2 separate regions of the Mus musculus genome follow, and region 2 is linked to region 1. Evidence: chromatin loops called from intact Hi-C (ENCODE). Cell type or tissue: left cerebral cortex. All regions are shown on one strand.

The links. Hi-C counts contacts between places; a loop is a spot of excess contacts. Peaks named below come from ENCODE experiments on the same cell type or tissue, not always from the same donor. Only the 100,000 strongest peaks of a DNase experiment are listed, where the experiment ranks them.
Region 2: a loop joins it to region 1, with 4 times the contacts of the local background. A loop is called at or near these places in 3 of 42 quality-filtered maps.

What each region holds. Positions count from the first base shown.
Region 1 is chr4:67,476,479-67,478,978 of GRCm38, forward strand. No RefSeq gene overlaps it. Among named protein-coding and RNA genes, the nearest start is that of Tlr4, 650 kb to the left of the region's middle. In left cerebral cortex, a CTCF peak has its summit at 1,083 (motif pointing right); a DNase peak (open chromatin) is centred at 1,121.
Region 2 is chr4:67,991,448-67,993,947 of GRCm38, forward strand. No RefSeq gene overlaps it. Among named protein-coding and RNA genes, the nearest start is that of Gm23738, 190 kb to the right of the region's middle. In left cerebral cortex, no CTCF peak of the experiment used is centred here; DNase peaks (open chromatin) are centred at 962 and 2,068.

The DNA of each region.
Region 1 (2,500 bases):
TAGGTCTTAAGGAATGTTGCACTTTCTCCAGGACATGTATCTTCTCCACACATTCATGGAGGCATCAGTTGTCCTGGCTGACTGTTAGAAAAGACTTGGAAAGTATCAAATTATCTGGCTTGTAGTTTCCTGATGGTTAGAGGTTTTTTGCTTTTCCTTTGTCTTTTTCTCTCTCTTGTGACTGTGCAATGAAAAAAAAAAAAAACTATTGAGTAAAAATGTAACAGTTTGCTTTTTTAGATTGTTGGAAAACACATTGGATGCCTCAAAATGAAAAAAAAGGCATTCTGTCATTGTGTTCCACAAGTCTCACATAAGAGCAGAAAACCTCGAACTTATCCATATTCACTTGTGAAACTTAAGTATGTTCAGTTTTTTGCAACCGTCCCAGCCCATCACTTCCTATCATGGTACCGACCTCTTTTCTAACTAACACCTCCGTGAGACCTAAGTGCCTGATTAGTATGGAAACTCTAAAGGAAATAGAACAACTCTTAAGGAAAAGAACAATTTCCCTGGTTATTCCCTCATGGTGAAAAGCAGAGAGGGTTGGAACTTGGCATCTGAAAACTGTGAAATCCTAGGATTCAGGTTGTGCTCACTGAAGGGATGGACTTGTGGGTCTCGTGCGCTGTATTTCCCAGATTGTCGATAAGAATTCCTGCAGAACACGGGTGTGGCATTAGGAACAGATCAGTTTGGAAACTGCTGTGTTTTCCTTGTCATTTGCTCTCTGTGACCCTTTGCCATGTCCTCTGCTCTTCAGTTTTGCATCCATTGAATGACCTTCCCACTGAGGATTAATTTGTGGATGGGAAGTGCTATTCCACATGCAAATTGTAGAGCTCATTTGAATTAAAATGAATTAATGTGTTCAAGATTCTTTGAGCCAATAGCAGCCTCCTGTCCACTAAATTGTGTCATTACTATCAAGGCTAGTCACTTCGTGCTTAGCCTTGATGAGGAGCTTGGGGAGGGGACCTGGTACCTAAATCCCTGGGAATAGCAATTCAATCAGATTAACAGCTTTCTTTTAAGCAAGATGCTTCAGTGCTAGCCTTCCTCAGCTTTGGTGCTGACGCTGCGTGCCTTTTCTCTAGTGCCACTAGATGGCGATAAAATTCCTTATTGTCCTCTACCTCTTGCCCAGCACCAATCCTCCAGCTTCCACCGTTACTGCTTCTGAGTCTAAGCAGGCTCCACTAGGGTTAGAAGGGGCTCCTTTCTTGAGAAAAAAAATCCTGGGCCCCCAGGGGTGCTTGAGACAGAAAATGCCTCATGGCCTTGGTGACCGTGGAACTTTCTCTTCTTTGGCCTTGTCTTACTTTACTACCACATGGTTTATCCATTTCCTCATCTATAAAGACAGGTTACATACATACATACATACATACATACATACATACGTACGTACGTACATGCGTACATACGTACATACGTACATACGTACATACGTACATACGTACATACCTACATACGTACATATGTACATACATACATACATACGTACGTACGTACATATGTATATACATGCATGCATACATACATACATACATACATACATACATACATACATACATACATACAGTACAGACAATAGCTTATGGGAGTTTTCACATCATTGGAAAACCCTATTTCTAATACTAAAATCACACATCACTTCTATTTGTAAACATGATGTATGCCAAGCTGTTCCAGATGAAGACATTATCAATCTGCCTTCAACCTGCCTTTTCCCATCTCTAAACACCAGGGGAGAATCCTTCCATATCGTCCCTGCTTCCTTTCCAGGTGGCCCGGGTACACATTCCCAGGACTCTCTCCCCATGGGATCTGTAGTCATTGGTTAGGGGAGGCTACTCTCTCCTCCAAGATTTTTTTTCAAACAGCTTATCCAAGCCAGCTCTTCTTCCCATTAAAAAACAGAGGGTACTTTTGGGTTGTTTGTTTGTTTTTGGTTTTTTGGTTGTTTGTTTGTTTTTAATTCAAAGACCCCAAGATGACAGAGACTTAGAAACTTTTCATTTCTTTAGTCCAGTAGATTGTCAGCTCTACCATGGCAATCTCCTGTAAGATTTTAAAACGCAGATTGCTGGATGTCTGTCACCCAGGGTTTGTGAAGCAGGAAGTCTAGAAGTAGCCTGAGAATTTGCCTTTTAGCAGGTTCACTGCTGACACCAAGGCTTCTCTTCCTTCTTCACAGGACTAAAGGGAAGGTCCCAACCTGATGTTTCACAAGTGCAGAACCCGAGGTCCACTGAAGAGAAATGATTGCTCAAGGTCACAAAGTAAACTGAAATTAGCAAGGACGGGGATACCAGAGTCTTTTAAGCACAGCTCTGTAAGTCCTCATTCGAATCAGTGCTTCTTAGGAAATTTCTTTTCTTCCCTTTATGGAGAAAGGATTTGCTGAGCAAATTTACAGACAAAATCAGATGGTAGGTGAATTGTTTAATCTGTAATCACTTAAAATAGACTTCTATTATTTTTTTTTTTTTAG
Region 2 (2,500 bases), 510 kb after region 1:
GCCTAGTCCTACATGCACATATATAGTAAATGTACAACTTGGTCTTCATATAGGTCCAGAAAAAAATGAATGAGAGATATTCCAAAAGCTGTCGCTTAAACGTGAAATATGTTGTTCTAACAGGACTGTTGTGTCTGGCCTCACTGGGAGAGGAAGCACCTATTTTGCAAAGACTTGAAATGCCATGGTGGATGGATTCTCAGAGAGGTCCCTAACTGATCAGAGGAGAGGAAAGGGTGGGAAGAATTTTAGGATGGGAACATTGAGTGCGATGTGAAGTGAATAAGTAAATACAATCTTAAATTTAAAAATAATATATTAATTCATTGCTGTATTTATTAAAATCTCTAAAGTTTTGCCTTTTTGTTTTGTTTTGTTTTTAGAATGGCAAACAGGATCACTGCATCTATTTACATGATTCCTATACAAATCATGGATGTGGGAGTATGTGAATATGTGTGTAAATGCATACACTTAATCACTCAATAGTCATATCCTCCAAAAGTTATTCTTTGCCACAAATGCAATATAAAATTACCATCATTTGCTGAAGGTATTTAAAAGTTCATGGTAATTTTTAAACAAAATTAAAAAACAAAACAAAACATCGAATTATTTAATGTGGACTAAGTGGAGAAGAAGCCTAAGTGAAAGGAAGGGCTTGTCTCCACACTGAGTTCACCCATATGTCACTGCTTCTTGTTTATTCATCACGCAGGCCTTGTGAGGAAAGGACACTTGTGATTGACAACCAAACTTGTCTCACAAAAATGTAAAGGTTTTGATGAATAATGGAGCTAAGTAACTTCAGAGTTGGCAAATTACTGTTCTATGATCATTCTCCAAGCATCCTTTCCATTTATAGACTAGCTGCAACTCATCCGTGTGATTTCTCAATTTGGCTCTTCCTCAAGATCCAGTAACAATATCAATCATGGGAGCCAACCAGCTCTGAGACCACCATATTAAATTGAGAACTAAAAAAAAGAGGCTGTTGCCACGACATTATATAACTGTGGATATTTATATTTCTTCAGTCTCATTACTCCTCACTTCTGAAATGGGACTATGTAGATTCACCATTCCCTACAGTCTGCTGCAATTCAGCTTTATGCTTCCTCCTTCTCAGCCCTATCATCCAAATGCCCCAAGCATCATAAGACCATTCTATGATGTGTTCTAATGCCAACAGGTTACAGAGGCAAGGAAATTTTGAGTAAGCTATGGAGAATAAAGATGGACATCGTTCTTTTTGAAACAGATATTTTATTGTCTTTAATTTGTAAACAACCATGAGGATTAAGTACCCTATGCAAATAATTTGTTGTTGTTGTTTGTTTGTTTGTTTGTTTCAGGATTTCTAACATTGTCCTTGAAAAACTATCTTTATTTTGTCTTTTTTTTTTTCCCAGACCTGAGGGCCGAACCCAGGGCCTTGTGCTTGCTAGGTGTCTTAGTCAGGGTTTCTATTCCTGCACAAACATCATGACCAAGAAGCAAATTGGGGAGGAAAGGGTTTATTCAGCTTACAATTCCATACTGCTGTTTATCACCAAGGAAGTCAGAACTGGAACTCAAGCAGGTCAGGAAGCAGGAGCTGATGCAGAGGCCATGGAAGGATGTTACTTACTGGCTTGCCTCCCCTGGCTTGTTCGGCCTGCTCTCTTATAGAACCCAAGACTACCAGCCCAGAGATGGTCCCACCCACAAGGGGCCTTTCCCCCTTGATCACTAATTGAGAAAATGCCTTACAGTTAGATCTCATGGAGGCATTTCCTCAACTGAAGCTGCTTTCTCTGTGATAACTCCAGCTGTGTCAAGTTGACACAAAACTAGGCAGTACACTAGGCAAGCACTTTACCACTGAGCTAAATCCTCAACCCCGAGAAACTTTCTTTGAACCCTGTTATTCTAGGCTTTTATAGACTATGAATTTTTCTCCTCTCTGCTCAGACCCAATTCTGTTTCATGAAACTGGGTTTAGATATCTCTGCTTCCTAAATTGAATCTGGCATGGATCTCAGAACTTTAGAGATTTCAGTGTAAATCCATAAAGACTTGCAACTCCTGCTGGGACTGTGTGGGAGTCCTACAGAAAAGTTGTATGCAAACATTTGCTCACCTACAGAGGTGGAAAAACTTCCCTGGAGGCTTCCTTAATGCCTACTTCTGTATTATGAGATGCTCATCTGTACTAAAAGATGCTTCTTTTAAACTTGAATTCTTCACTAACTTTCCCATCCCAACTTTCTTAACTTTCTCTCTCTCTCTCTCTCTCTCTCTCTCTCTCTCTCTCTCTCTCTCTCTCTCTTTCTTTCTTTCCTTCTTTCCTTCTTTCTTGCTCTCTCTCTTTCTTTCTTTCTTTCTTTCTTCCTCTCTCTCTCTCTCTCTCTCTCTTTCTTTCTTTCTTTCTTTCTTTCTTTCAATTTCAGGTCATTCATACATATACACGGGTCAGACATATGACATATAGTTCATATATAATTATTGAGATTCAACT